Regions from separate parts of the Homo sapiens genome. Here regions 2, 3, 4 and 5 are each linked to region 1. A link is a contact called in ENCODE Hi-C or POLR2A ChIA-PET data. All regions are on one chromosome and are shown on one strand. Each heading gives the region's core, a stretch centred on a gene start or an enhancer-like site at or near the end of the contact. The rest is flanking DNA. Distances are from core to core; before and after follow the strand shown. Region 1 holds the start of TEN1 (TEN1 subunit of CST complex). Region 2 holds the start of MXRA7 (matrix remodeling associated 7). Region 3 holds the start of GGA3 (golgi associated, gamma adaptin ear containing, ARF binding protein 3). Region 4 holds the start of SNHG16 (small nucleolar RNA host gene 16). Region 5 holds the start of TMEM94 (transmembrane protein 94).

Evidence for each region. A loop is a pair of places that touch in the nucleus more often than their neighbours do. ChIA-PET counts read pairs that join two places held with the same protein, here RNA polymerase II (POLR2A). Pooled maps may share reads with other maps.
Region 2: a loop to region 1 is called in a pooled map, with 4 times the contacts of the local background. The contact joins the promoter of MXRA7 here to the promoter of TEN1 in region 1. A Hi-C loop is called at or near these places in 1 of 168 maps with a recorded cell type or tissue (CD8-positive, alpha-beta T cell), 2 of 37 single-sample maps with no recorded cell type and 7 of 50 pooled maps. POLR2A ChIA-PET finds 5 or more read pairs at or near these places in 1 of 52 experiments (A549).
Region 3: a pooled map shows a loop between it and region 1 (11-fold over the local background). The contact joins the promoter of GGA3 here to the promoter of TEN1 in region 1. A Hi-C loop is called at or near these places in 1 of 168 maps with a recorded cell type or tissue (naive thymus-derived CD4-positive, alpha-beta T cell) and 7 of 50 pooled maps. POLR2A ChIA-PET finds 5 or more read pairs at or near these places in 2 of 52 experiments (Panc1 and activated CD8-positive, alpha-beta memory T cell).
Region 4: a pooled map shows a loop between it and region 1 (5-fold over the local background). The contact joins the promoter of SNHG16 here to the promoter of TEN1 in region 1. A Hi-C loop is called at or near these places in 1 of 168 maps with a recorded cell type or tissue (MCF 10A) and 5 of 50 pooled maps. POLR2A ChIA-PET finds 5 or more read pairs at or near these places in 3 of 52 experiments (CD4-positive, alpha-beta memory T cell, Panc1 and activated T-cell).
Region 5: a loop to region 1 is called in a pooled map, with 12 times the contacts of the local background. The contact joins the promoter of TMEM94 here to the promoter of TEN1 in region 1. A Hi-C loop is called at or near these places in 7 of 50 pooled maps. POLR2A ChIA-PET finds 5 or more read pairs at or near these places in 4 of 52 experiments (H1, WTC11, activated CD8-positive, alpha-beta memory T cell and 1 more).

What each region holds. Positions count from the first base shown.
Region 1 is chr17:75,977,903-75,980,629 of GRCh38, forward strand. TEN1 (TEN1 subunit of CST complex) reads left to right here and starts at 1,338. Exons shown (of 4, transcript NM_001113324.3): 1 at 1,338-1,609. ACOX1 (acyl-CoA oxidase 1) reads right to left here and starts at 1,264. Exons shown (of 14, transcript NM_004035.7): 1 at 1,063-1,264; 2 at 632-791. The coding sequence starts at 1,171. It overlaps TEN1-CDK3 (TEN1-CDK3 readthrough (NMD candidate)), which reads left to right and starts at 1,315. Exons shown (of 10, transcript NR_037709.1): 1 at 1,315-1,609. RefSeq lists enhancers at 438-1,021, 927-1,156, 1,022-1,605, 1,727-1,826 and a silencer at 1,237-1,306.
Region 2 is chr17:76,709,613-76,712,339 of GRCh38, forward strand. It overlaps MXRA7 (matrix remodeling associated 7), which reads right to left and starts at 1,353. Exons shown (of 4, transcript NM_198530.4): 1 at 993-1,353. The coding sequence starts at 1,334. RefSeq lists a silencer at 1,375-1,584.
Region 3 is chr17:75,260,211-75,262,937 of GRCh38, forward strand. GGA3 (golgi associated, gamma adaptin ear containing, ARF binding protein 3) reads right to left here and starts at 1,396. Exons shown (of 17, transcript NM_138619.4): 1 at 1,338-1,396. The coding sequence starts at 1,377. MRPS7 (mitochondrial ribosomal protein S7) reads left to right here and starts at 1,669. Exons shown (of 5, transcript NM_015971.4): 1 at 1,669-1,773; 2 at 2,287-2,478; 3 at 2,594-2,657. The coding sequence starts at 1,691. RefSeq lists enhancers at 802-901, 1,372-1,781, 1,578-2,455.
Region 4 is chr17:76,556,410-76,559,136 of GRCh38, forward strand. SNHG16 (small nucleolar RNA host gene 16) reads left to right here and starts at 1,355. Exons shown (of 3, transcript NR_038111.1): 1 at 1,355-1,448. SNORD1C (small nucleolar RNA, C/D box 1C) reads left to right here and starts at 2,381; the gene lies at 2,381-2,460. RefSeq lists enhancers at 386-485, 975-1,775, 1,176-1,435, 1,776-2,577.
Region 5 is chr17:75,455,296-75,458,022 of GRCh38, forward strand. It overlaps TMEM94 (transmembrane protein 94), which reads left to right and starts at 1,340. Exons shown (of 32, transcript NM_014738.6): 1 at 1,340-1,456. RefSeq lists an enhancer at 1,037-1,086 and a silencer at 1,237-1,396.

The DNA.
Region 1 (2,727 bases), core at 88-2,587:
ATTTAAATCAGTCAAATTTGAGTTGCTTGGGCAGAACAATGCTTTTACAACATCCTTGAAACTGTACTCTTGAGAACAAAAACTCCTGCATTTCCATTTATTATCAGCATTCTACAAACACGTCATCCCACGAAAAGGCTTGGATACAAAAGTGATCACATTATTTTTCACACATATAACTTTATTTATTTATTTATTTATTTATTTTTTGAGATGGAGTCTCGCACTCTTGCCCAGGCTGGAGTGCAGTGGCGCGATCTCGGCTCACTGCAAGCTCCGCCTCCCTAGTTCACGCTATTCTCCTGCCTCAGCCTCCCGAGTAGCTGGAACTACAGGCGCCCGCCACCACGCCCGGCTAATTTTTGTATTTTCAGTAGAGATGGGGTTTCACCGTGTTAGCCAGAATGGTCTCGATCTCCTGACTTGGTGATCCGCCCGCCTCGGCCTCCCAAAGTGCTGGGATTACAGGCGTGAGCCACCGCGCCCGGCCACACATATAACTTTATAAAGTTGCATGAAAATATGCCAGTTTGCATCTTCAAACACCAAGCACGGTGATGAAAGGCCACCATAGACCGCAGCTGTAAAGTTTAGGCTTAACAACACTTGCTCTGTTCTAAGGCATACCTACTTTTTAAACCACATAATTTCATCAGGGTCAGCGATGCCAAACTCCCTCATCTTCTTCACCATGATGGCACTTTTCCTGACAGCCACCTCATAACGCTGGCTGCGAGTGAGGAAGTTCAAGTCCTCATGCTGGAAGTCTGGGTCGTTCAGGATCATGTTCTCTGAAAGGGGGTTAAAGGGCATTAAAAGGCAGACAGACACTCGGGCCTCCGTTCCACCCTCCCTGAATCACAATAGGCTTCAGAGTCGCGGACACACCTGGGGAATGGCGATATCCCCCCACCAGGGACACAGGCTGTTCCTCGAAGTGGGGGTCCCGGCTCCCCTAACGCTGGGCCAGAGGGCCTAGGCCCCACAGCGCCCCTGACTCCGCATCGAGGGAGTCTCCAGCTTTTCTCGGGAAAGGAGGGAGGTCTCGCCCGCCGCCCTCACCGATCTCTCGGCGGCGCCGGGTTTTCTCGGGGCTGCCGTCCAGGATGTGTGTAAGCAGCTCCGGGTTGAAGCTGGCGGAATCCCGCTCCCTGCGCAGGTCCGGGTTCATGGCGACGACCAGCTGGCAGCGAAGTAAGCACCGACCGAGGTGGCAGTGACAATCTAAATCCGCAGCTCCAGCGCCGGCCGGACCCTAGGAGGCAGCCTCAGGACGGCGCAAGTCCCCGCCTCCGCTCGCCCGGCCCGCCCCGGCCCGCCCCTTCTTTCTCCGTGGCCCTTTGGCGCGTGAGTGACAGCGGCCCAGACAGAGGGGGCGATGTCCGCGTCGTGGCTGGGGCCGGTCGCGGGGCAGACTAATCCCCTGCTCCTGGCCAGGGGAGGCTCCCGAGCGGATCCTCGGGAAAGGGGCTCCGAAGGTCAAGAAACTGCCCTGCTGGGCGTCCGGGGAGTGGGAAAATAAAGCACTTTTTGTATCCCGCCCCTCCCCCGTCACGTGACCACGCGAGGCGGAAAGAAGAAATCCGAGGACCGGCGACGCCTAGAACAGGTTGGCTGGGGCCTTGGGAAGGGGGCGGGACAACGAGGCTGAGGAGGGATTGCGCCTGCACTTGCCCCCCTCTTACCCCGCGGCCTCTGTCACGCTTCCGGGTCCGTGCCCCTAGGCCTCTCCGAAATGAGAGTGGTCGGGAGACTCTGGAGTCTGGGGCGGGAGATGGGGCTTTGCGGAATTGCTAGGGAGGGTCACTTGGGCTTTTGCCAAATCCACCCGGATTGGAGAAGAATGGGACGGGAACCAGTCTCTTTGGGGAGAGGCTCCAGTTACCTTTTGTTAAGATAATGGCGTCTTTACTGGCAGAGGCGTGGGTTCCGGGGCCCTGGGTGTGGGATTGTGAGCGCTGTTCAAGGGGTGGACGGGGACTTAGAATGAGACCAAGCGGGCGGTGCTGCTCTAAGCCTTCTGTCTGGGAAACCAGACATTTTCCCCCGCAACCTGGCAGTTACTAGAGGTCTTGGAATCCAGACTTCTTTGCTTTCGCCATCACCGTCATCAAAGTGGGAAATGCACACTTACTGTTAAAACCTAGTGTAGGGCCGGGCGCGGTGGCTCACGCCTGGAATCCCAGCACTTTGGGAGGACGAGGCGGGCGTATCACTTGAGCCCAGGAGTTCAAGACCAGCCTGGGCAACATGGCAAAACCCCATCCCTACAAAAAATACCAAAAAATTAGCTGGGTGTAGTGGCATGCGCCTGTAGTCCCAGCTACTCTGAAGGCTGAGATGGGATGGTGGCTTGAGCCCCGGAGGTGGAGGTTGCGGTGAGCCAAGATTGTGACATTGCACTCCATCCTGGGCAACATAGTGAGACCCTGTCTCTACAGAAAAAAAACAAAAAACAAAAACAGTTCTGCCCAGTGGGATTGTAGACAAGGGAGATTCAGGGATTTGTTGAATCATCTCTAGTCATTTTTTTTTTTTTTCTTGAGACGGAGTCTCGCTCTGTCGCCCAGGCTGCAGTGTGGTGGTATGATCTCAGCTCATTGCAACCTCCACCCCCTGGGTTCAAGCGATTCTCCTATCTCAGCCTCCCGAGTAGCTGGGATTATAGGGGCTCGCCACCACACCCAGCTAATTGTATTTTTAGTAGAGACAGGATTTTGCCATGTT
Region 2 (2,727 bases), core at 103-2,602, 730 kb after region 1:
CAGGCACGCTGACAATGCGCATCCCGGCTCTCCTCCCTTCCAAGAAAAGGAGCTCAGGGGTAAGAACAAGGGATTACAATCCGACTCGGAGACCCTGGCGGTGGCCTGGACCGGCCAAGCGTGGTGAACTCCAGGGAACATGGGCACACAGTGTAGGGGCTGGGATGAGTGGATGAGGGAAATCCGACTCCTCTCAGATATCCACAGGCAGGACAAGGTGGCCAAGGCCGAGCTGATGGACAGCATGGCGGGAGGCCTGGGGCAGAGGCAGGGAGGGCCGCTTTGGGGTGCTCACTGGTGCTCCAGGAGGGCTTTATCCTGCATCTTCACTCCATCCAGGCCCAGCTTACCTACAACCCGGGGGAGTGGGGGTAGGAGGGTGTTAGATGTGTAGCTTGAAAACGACAATAAAAAGGACTGCTGGGATCGGGTGCCTTTTCTTTCAGTCCCAGCCCACGGGCTTCACAAAACGCCACAGCACTGACTCTGAAATCTGGACTTCAAATTGGCTGAAAAAGAAAAGCCAGCTTTCCTCCCTCGCCCCCCGAAAGTCCTACTTTTTAAACATCAAGATAACTCTCATGGCAGGCCTGGAAATAAGCCACAGGCACGTGGATTTGGGAACCGGTGGGCGGGAGGGGTCAGAAGTGGGTGAGGAGCAAAATTCCAAGCCCTGGTCCCGAGGCCTGGGAGCCAGCAGCTGCGGAGCACGCCCTGGGCTGGGAGAGGCCGAGGGGAGGGGAGAGCAAAACACCTCCAAACAAACTCCTTCGGGCTCGCCCCTCGCCACACTTTCTGGGGGAGGGCGGCGAGTTTGCGGGGCTGCGGCTTAGCATGGCGGGACCTGCATTTCCTGCGGGCCGCGGGTTCTGCGCTTCCTGGGGGCAGCCTGGGCTGGAGGCCGCGGCCCCGCTCCCTGGCTCGGCGGGGAACGGCAGCGGCAGCCGGAGCCCCGGGGGTGGGGAGGGGGCCGCGAGGGCCCCGGTGCGTACCTGCCTCGCCTCCACCGCCTGCTCCTCCGCCTCCGCTGGCGCCGCCGCGGGATCCCCTGGCCCTTCGGGCTCCCCCGGTCCCGCAGGCTCCCCGAGCTCCCCCAGCCCCGCGGGCTCTCCAGGCTCCTCCGGCCCCGCGGGCGAGGCCGCCGGCTCGGGGGCGCAGGGGCGGGACGGCGCCGGGGCCCCGGTGGCCTCGGCCGGGGGCGCGGGTTCCGGGGGCGCGCGGGCAGGCTCCGGGCTCGCGGCCGCCCCACGCCGCACCAGTAGCCAGGCGAGCAGAAGGGCCAGCGCGGTGGCCAGCGCAGGCAGCGCGGCCAGTAGCTCGGCCGGCGCCTCCATCGCGCCGCGGCCGCCGAGTGCGGGCCAGCTGGGACCCCGAGGGAGCCCGCCGCGCCCCGTCGCCGCGCCCGGTCGCCGCGCCCCGCCTCGGGGCGGAGCCCCCATCGCCGCGCCCCGCCCCCGCCCCCTCCGGCCCCGGGAGGGTGACGCACAGGCTGCGGGCGGGGGTGTTGAGGGGGCAGAGCCCTGACCACCTGGGAGGCACAGGAGGGCCAACCCCTGCCCGGCCTGGGCAGCCTTGACGCTTTGGGGCACAATTTAGCTCAGGTTCAATTTGAAATACTGTATGAGGTGCCCTTAGGTTGTCATCTTTGGCCTTAGTACGGCGGTTCGTCTTAGAGCATTTTGGAAATGTGGGAATGCAGAGAGACAAGCAAACCCGGGAAGCTTCATGGAAACGGCAGCCTGGATTGGCTTGTAAAGCAATCATAATGCCGGATTACGTTCAGCCACTGCCGTTTTTATAGGCATGTCAGGAGTTGCTTTTAATCCTCAGGGTTGCCTTAATGCACTTTCACAGAGGACATCTCCAGATCCCGGCCAGTGAATGCTCCCTTCGGAGCTGAGGCCAGCAGCCTTCAACACAGGCCTCCCTGTTAACAGTAACATGGCTCCCCCGCCCCTAGACCTGAAATTCAGCTGCAGGTCCTTGGTCAACGCTATTCCTCTTACCAGACTTTCTTCTTTGCACAATTCCAGAATGCATGCAGGGTGGGAGGGTACAATGAAGGAAATGAAGGCTATTGTTTTTGTTTCTCCAGATCCTCCCAGGCCTCTGTTGCTGAACAGTGGATTTTGAGATAAACACGTTGTAACCAAAAACATACTTTCCTACCACTCCCCACCCACTCTTTAGTTATTTTAAATAAACACAGGACGGGCATGTCAGGTATCACGCCAAACATAAGGCCTAATGTTAAAAAAAACACGGTTCCAGTTTTTGCTGAGGATGCCTTTAATACTTTTTTGGGAATATTACAGTGCCTGAGCTGATCTGTGATATAAACCAGATATTAGATGGAGTGCTTCTTTTTAAATGAAGATACACAAACGAGACCCCTCAGCAACAGGGAGAGCTGAATTCTGCTGCACTGCACGATATTAAGCGGGCCATGCACTTCCTTTTAGTGGTGGTTGATGAAAAGAGCCTATAAACTATAAAATGTGAAATAGGCTTTATCTACGGGCGACTAGCTTTTAACCACTGTGGAAGTTTCAGCCAGTGTATGGGCCTATTTTTTTTCTTTTGAGATGGAGTCTTATTCTGTTGCCCAGGCTGGAGTGCAGTGGCGCAATCGCGGCTCACTGCAACCTCCACCTCCCGGGTTCAAGCGAAACTCCCACCTCAGCCTCCTGAGTAGCTGGGATTACAGGCGCCCACCACCATGCCCGG
Region 3 (2,727 bases), core at 146-2,645, 720 kb before region 1:
TCATTTAAATTATTCAATACCCATATTAATACCTTCAAAGCAAACTAATTCCACTCTGGTTATAGCAAGTTGGGCATTTCTGGGCAAGTGGTTTGACTGGAGTCAGGATGTCCTCTTTTTGTGAAATTATGGCAGTAGTGCCTGCTTTGCTAGAATACTTGGTAAACTAATTTAATGAATATCTGTAAAGTACTTTGAGCTCCTTGGAGAACACTTCCATATATAAAGAAGCCTTATGACCTGCCTGCAACTGCAGATTTTGCAAACGTGATCTTACTTTTTCTCTCTTTTGGGATATGCTCCCCTTTAAACTGAAGCTCAACCTCCTGAAGGGGGTTTCTTACTAGGAAAAATCAGACAATTTGAGGAAATAGCTATCACCTCCAAGATCCCGGAAGCAGTACTAAATAAGAGACCTCAGAACAAGGCAATACTAGGTATCTCACCTATCCCATTACCAGTCCAATTTCTCTCTCCACTTAAAGGAGGCTTCCAGGTCTAGCCTACAGGAAAGTTCACTTATTAACCCTCAGGCAGAGTACTACCTGCTAACCAGGTTAACACACATTTCCTTCGTAGCACTGTAATTCACAGTGCAATGACAGCAATACGCTTCTATAACTACAGCTTCAGACTGTGCTCCTCAGCCTTACTCAGAATAGGCTATCAACACTGACTCGTTAGGATATTCAAGGGGGTATATGTATGTGTGTGGGGGGGGAATTCCCGACACCGATTTCACCATGCTTCTGTGGTCACTGCAGGAAAAAGGTAGAGCTCTCTGTTCTCTATCATCGCTCTCTTTGGAATATTATTCTCACTTCAAGCATTCTGCCTGAGCGAAGCCGTCACTTCTCCAACACATGGTCACAATTCTGAAGCTGCCAGGCGACTGAACGCAGTCGGCAGCACCCACCACTACCGGAGACTCAGCCCCAATCCGAAGCTTCTCCCTTAGTCAGGGATTGGGGCGCTGGGTTCCTGGTGTCACCGCCGGGCGGCGACCCCACCACAATCTCCCCAAAGCGCCGAAGCATGTCAGCCCGAAGATCTTGGCTGTCGCCTTTCCCCGAGCCTGCGGTGCCCGACAGGAGCCCGAGTTCACGCCGCCGCGCGCCAGAGCAAGAGGACGCGCCGCAGCGAGGGAAGCGGGGGCCGGACTGGGGCCCGGCGCCCTGATAGGGAAGGGGCGTGATCGCAGGCTGCTCGCGGCGAGGGCGAGACCGGGCGTGGGCTGCCAAGAGGCGACGCCGTGGAGCCCGGGGAGGGGACGTGGGGGTGAAGACAGGGGCAGCCCAGCGGCTCGAGGGCAGGCAGAAACGGCCGCGGCTACTCACTGAGCCAGGACTCCAGGCTTTCCCCTTCCGCCTCCGCCATATTGCAGCCGCCCGGCCCCGCGGCTTCAAAACTCGCGAGAGTCTGCACGAGCTGAGACGGGGCGGGGCCTGCATGGGGTCCTGAGAGGAGTGAGTGCCGTCACCGAGGGCCGCGCCAGACTGCGACGGATACAGGGAGGGCAAGGGTTTCCTTTTGGCGCTCCCCTTTGGACCCCGGAGTGAAAAACTCTAACGTCCAGATCAGTGGAGAGAAACGCAGATTTAGGACCCTGAGGAGTCTTTTTCACCCGTTTCCCGTCACTCGCTCAGGCGCGCCGAGGGCAGTCCTTGTGGGGTCCTCGTGGCCAGCCAAGATGGCTGCCCCCGCAGTGAAGGTTGCCCGAGGATGGTCGGGCCTGGCGTTGGGCGTGCGGCGGGCTGTCTTGCAGCTTCCAGGGTGAGAGGGTGGCGAGCAGCGGCGGGGGGGCGCTGCGAGGAAGGAAGGGGGCCACAGGCAGGCCGCGTGGGCCCCTAGAGAGAGCATTGCCCTGGGGGCCGGAGTATCTGGATTCAAGCTTCTAAGTTAGCTGCGTGACCCTGCGCCAATCCGAAGGTTTAGTGACTACCTCTCGCCTAAGGAGTCTGGCTGATCTAGGGTTCTAACGCGGAGCTGAAAGTGCGGTTCAGCTAAAGAGCTCAGATCTGGGATCGCCTGTGAATTGGGATGGGTGTGTAGGCGCCAAGCCCATCCTTACCGTTAGCACTTGACCAGGAGGAGACTTTACCCGCCTGCTTGGGGAATGTCCTCCTACTTGGGACAAGGGCCTGAATTGTTGTGGCTCAGGTTTAGCTCGCGGTCTCCGCGCCGCTCCCCCTCGTCGGCGCGTTGGCAGTCATGCCTATTGTTAAGTCAAACCTACTCGCTTGTGGAGTCAGCTTTTGCCTGCCTCCTCCTTTCCCCCCCTCCCAGGCTAACTCAGGTGAGATGGAGCCGCTATAGTCCTGAATTCAAGGATCCCTTGATTGACAAGGAATATTATCGCAAGCCAGTGGAGGAGCTAACTGAGGAGGAGAAATATGTTCGGGAGCTCAAGAAGACTCAGCTCATCAAAGCTGCTCCAGCAGGGAAAACAAGTTCTGTGTTTGAAGACCCAGTCATCAGGTTAGATGGAAACAAACACTTGTTACATGGACTGGGACTATCCCAGGGAGGGTTTCTGGTGAGGATTCTGTGATACAGCCTTGGAGAGCTAAACGTGTTGCTTTTCTCTTTGAAGTAAATTCACCAACATGATGATGATAGGAGGAAACAAAGTACTGGCCAGATCCCTCATGATTCAGGTAAACAGCACTTCCCTCCTCAGTCATCTTTCTTGCCCCCCTACCCCGTAGCCTTGTACTTGGTACTTTC
Region 4 (2,727 bases), core at 105-2,604, 580 kb after region 1:
GCAACAAGAGCAAAAGTCCATCTCAAAAAAAAAAAAAAAAAAAAATAATAATAATAATAAAAAGAGACTTCTGCTCTTGAAGAGCTTACAATCAAATGAAAGGAGGTAAACATAAGCAAATGTGGTAATTTGAAGATAAGTATCTGCAACATATTACCATCTGCAGGACAATATAACCCACACCGAAGGCCACAGAGATCACTGTTAATGGGTGGATGAGAACAGGGAGACTGGAATGGAGAAAAGGCTCTCGGTCTTGCAAACTTAAACTAGCTTTCAAATAGGTGCAAATTCTGGCCCTGATTGTTGATGTCGTTTTTGCCTTATTTTTATTTCAAAAACGAAGCCAGACCGGGCGCAGTGGCTCACCTTTGTAATCCCAGCACTTTGGGAGGCCAAAACAGGAGGACTGCTTGAGGCCAGGAGTTTGAGACCAACCCGGGCAACATAGTGAGACCTCATCTCTGCAAAATAAAAATAATCAGCTGGGCGTGGTGGCGCTCGCCTGTCGTCCCGGCCACTCAGGAGGCTGAGGCGGGAGGATCACTTGAGCCCGGGAGGTCCAGGCTACAATAAGTTATGATTGCACCACTGCACTCCAGCCTGCGTGCCAGGGTGAAACCTTATCTCAAAAACAAACCAAAAAAACCCAGAAACAAAAAAAAATGAAGCCAAGGTGTTTGCCTGAAAAATAACACTCAGAAGAGCAGTGGGTGTTACATCATTCTCCGTTCTTTTCGTAATTCAGCTCGTGACACTTGCCTTTTTTTCTCTTCTCGGAATGCCCCGGGCCCCTGGGCAGCCGCGGAGGCCGAGCCCCGTCGCTCTCCAGCGCTCCTTGCCGCCCGCGCCTCGGCTTCACCGGCCTCGCCCCAAACTTAAAAACACCTGAGCAGGAGGTTGAACGATTCCCTCGGAATCTCTCCTCTTCACTAACCCAGCGAACCACCCCAAATGCCCCTATCCTCCCCCAAATAAAATCCGCAGAGCAATTAACAAAGATACTCGGCCAAGCCCCGGTTTCCTCATCTGTCCCTGCCCCCTCGAACTTTCTGTGCTTCCCCAGTCTCGACCAGGGACAAACTGTGTTGAAGCTCAATGACTTTCTGGCAGAAGTGAACCTCCAGCTTCGTTTTCTGACAGCCGTGGTTCTTCACAGGCCTGGTTTCCCACTCCGGACCCTCCACTGCCCCTGGTGGCGGCCACCATCTTACCCCCAGCTCCAGGGTCGCGCTGAGGACGCGGCCAGCCCCCAGCCGCCGTAGTTTTGAACTACATTTCCCACCAGCCCTTTCTCAACATCGCGAGAGTTCCGGAGAGATTGCCGAGAAGACTTGCGCGCAGGGGCGGTCTCGCGTTCTTTTCGAGGTCGGCCGCGTGGCTGGAAGACATGGCCACTCCAGTCGGTGTTGAGCACGGCGAGCAGTCTCAGGCCTTTAGTGATGATGGTAAGGCTGCCTGGGTGGGAAAACGGGGTCTTCCTTGACACGACACTAACATACTTGGCTTCCCTTCCTCAGAGACGAAGTGGTGACGATAATCTCGGTTTCTCCCTCATAGGGTGGTTAGGAGGGTTAAAAGTACTGGATGAGAAAATGCTTTCCAAACGTTGAGAAAATGTTACTATGTGAAGGGAGAGAGCTCAAGCCCGTCCTCGGCGTCATAGGGCCGGCTTCTGCGGGGGAGAGCGCCTAACAACCTGGGCAGCCCCGTGCGCCTCCGCCGCGCGTGTGCTGAGCGTCATGCCCAGGGGTCTTCGGTGCCCGCGCACGGGCAGACTCTGACGATGGTGGTTCTTAATTCAGCATCAGGAGTGTTAACGTGTGAAGACGTGATTCCGCTTGGAGTGTCTTGAGGACGGCCCCAATCGGTAGTTCATATTTAGCTTTACAGATAGGAGTCAATAGGATTGTAAACTTCTGGAAAGCCGTAGTTTTAACAACGAGCCTTTTTTCCTCCCCCAGAGGCCTTTCTTTGTTTGGCATCTGCAGAGACGGTGAAAAGCAGAGCTCCAGGTTGAAGGATCAGAGTAATAGATGGAGCCCTTAACATGAGTAAGAGTGGGTGCAGGCAGGGCCTGAGTGGTCACTAGAAATGAGAAAGCACAGTTGGTGCCATCACATACATTCACCTCCTGCTTTATTCTGAAGTTCAAGTATGAGAATACGTGTTGACATACAAGCCAGCTATGGTAAGAAATTACTCAAAATTCAGAATGCTAATTATTTTAATGATAAAAATGAGTAGCGTCTTTGCCCGTGTGATTTGGGGCCACTAGGTGTCATTGTAACCAGCGTGGATCCTCGTTAGGGCATGCAGGGATGAAAGAGACATGGCAAATGAATTTTGGATCGCTAGGATTTAGGAATCTTTGTTATTGGCTGAGCTGAGGATGATTTAAAGTTATCCCTGTCTGAAATGGTATCTTTTGTGAGGAGGTCTGACTTGCTGAGGCTCAGCTGTTTAATACAAATCTGGAGAATAAACCTTAAGGTGGTTTCTGTTAGAATGAAGCCTGTTATCCTTCTCTTTTAGATTAAAGGTGGTGGCTGTGGCCTTGAAAACAGTCATGTGAAAACTCATCACCTTAAGGTGTTAAGTGTAAGGATCTTCATGATGAAATTTCTGTAAATGGTGAGATTTTTAGTACTTTCATAGACTTGAATATGCTTATGGTCCTCTTTAAGTATTGGTTTGTTAGTTTTGGGGATGTGTTGGTCTTCCAGG
Region 5 (2,727 bases), core at 90-2,589, 520 kb before region 1:
GTTCAAACCCTGTCTCTACTAAAAATACAAAAATTAGCTGGGTATGGTGGCAGGCACCTGTAATCCCAGCTACTCCGGAGGCCGTGGCAAGAGAATCACTTGAACCCGGGAGGTGAAGGTTGCAGTGAGCCGAGATCAAGCCATTGCCCTCCAGCCTAGGCGACAAGAGCGAAACTCCGTCTCAAAAAAAAAAAGAAAAAAAGAACCTTTAAAGCAAAGCGTAGGGAACCAACCATGTGACGAAGGAGCAGAGGTGGAAAGGTCTCTGTCACGTTTAAAGAATGGTGGTTAATCTATGTGGCTGCAGGAATAGTTTAGCCTGTGGGGACTTAGACCTGGAAACGTATGTCTGAGTCAATTTATGAAGGACTTTGAACATCAGGCAGAAAGATTTGGACCTATTTGCAAAGGTGAACTATCAGTTTTTGTGTGCAGGTTAGTGACATGATTCTTATGGCGTTTTAGGCAACAGCTAAACTGGGTCATACAAGATTAGGTACTAAAATGCCATCTTCTTGTCCAGCTGAGAAAGGGATTTTAATTACGTAATTAAACTCATGAATGTGGGAAGGGGCTCTTACTTCACAAGGCCAACCTCAGCTCTTTCCCAATTATATAAACAAGTTTTTGTTTGTTTTTTTGTTTTTGTTTTTTTTAAACAAGCCTTCCAGACTTAGATCTCTGGGAAAAGAGAAGTAAATACTGACACAGGCTTGCTTTGTTTTCCCAAGAGAGGTCTCCCAGGCGATTTATCTAATTACCTAGAAAAAAAATTTAACTTGTTTTTCCCTTTAGATTTCAGCCGAGCTGGAAGCGGGAGGGGGGAATTGCAGTATTGCCTTAGATTTTCTAGATTTGGTTTGGACGCAATATTCGTCCTGAGGGAGTCCCTCCAAGGCCTCTCGGAGCGGGCAGCCTCTAGGCATTTGTTCAAGGCAACAAGGAGGGAGCTTAGAAGAACTTAAGAGAGGCGGGGAGCTCTGCAAAGGGCTTATTTTAAAAAGAAAGGGAAAAAAGGTGGGGCGCGCCGTCTATCTTTTTAGAATAATTCTGTAGGAAAACGAATCGGAGGTAAAGCCATGCCCTCTGGTCAGGGTTTCTGGACTAGAAACTGCCTGAGCTTTACGCACAGGAAAGGACAGTGGCTCTTCACTCTCCCGGCCGCATCACTCGGCACCTAATTCCGCCAGGCTCCCAGAGGGGCGGTTGCAGCTACAGCCTAGCACGCCGCGTAGCCAATAAGAAGCCAGAATTCCCCCTATTCTCAAATCCTGACCAATCGGTGGCCTGAACTTTAGCTCTCTGGCCGGCGCCTCTGTTGCCCGGAAGGGAGGCAAGCCCCCTTAGAGTTGCCAGTAACGGACATGGCTGCGGCCCCCGGAGGAGGGGACGTGAAGTGAGGAGGGGGTTGGGAGGGGAGAGGACGCGGGCGAGGAAGACCAGCCCCGGGGCCCCGGTAAGTACGAGAAGGCCCGTGGCCCGAAAGTGGGGAGCAAGGGGGCGTGGGGCTCGGCCTTGCGCGTCCTTTGGATTCTTGGCCAAGGAAAGGGGAGTCTGGGGTCTGCACCCAGAGAACGGCTTAAGGGGATGCCTCCTGAGGGGGAGTCCAGGGACTGGCTCTAGTCTCCAGCTCTTGACCATTGCCTTCCCCCGAGTCTTCAGACTCTTGCTCTCAGCCCTGGATTGGTCCATTGTGGGGTCTCTCGCCAGAAATAAAGCCTCTCGCCAACAAAGAATCCCTGCCCCAGGTCTGTCGTGCCTAGGCCCTGGCCCAGAGGGCTCCCAACGCCGACGCCCTGAGTATTTATTTCGAGGCCCCTGGGAGTCCTCATCCCCGACCTAAATAAAGACCGTTGTCCCGCCTGCGCGCGCTCTCCGCAGCCGCCCGGGGTCCTCGCGCGGCCGTCCCCAGCTGGATGGAGCCGGCCGAGGGGCTCCTGGCAGCCATCCCTGATCTTGCAGTTTGGAGCGGGCTTTTTTTTCTTTCCGCCTTTCCAGAAGCGTTTTCAGGCTCCTCGGAAGCTCACCATCCATGCCATCGGATAAAGTGACTCCTGTGGAATGCCCTCGTTCCTGTACCGCACACCCCTGGAGCCCAGGTCTCCTGGTTCCTAGCATGCCACGATGCGGCCCCTGCCCGCTGCCCAGCGCCAGATGCAAGCAAAGCCCCGCTCTTTCATTGGTGTGTCACCGCGGGCTAAACTTTGGCGTTGCCTTGGTCACGTGCTGCTACATCCCACCCTCTCTCCTGAGTTTTTCGGTGGCTCTTGAGGGAAAAAAGGAGGGAGCTCGTTATGGAATCTGTTTTCCTTCTGCTATGTGGGTGTATGCATTGGAGAGAAGGATCTTTTTCTCATGATTTATCCAAGACGCTCAGCTTTAGTGACATAGTTGTTATTCCGCAGGTAATCTTGGAAGATGGAAGCAGGGAGGGGGCAGTTTTAACATTTTCATTTTGCAGATGTGGAGATTGTTCGGAGAGGCAAGGCCAGGGTCACCTAGAGCCAAACTAGAATCCGAAAGTCCAGGGGCTTGAGTTCTTTATCCGCTAGACCTAGTTGTTTCCTAGGTGTGACCTGAGGAGATCAAGTTCCCTGACTCCCCTGAGCTCTTGCAGGGTGGCTCTGGGCATTAAAAGCGATGGGCATTAAAAGTAGGATCCTCCTATGCTTCCTGGCAATGACTAGGGTCTTCATACCTGGTTTGCATTCAGTAATTTTAAGAAGC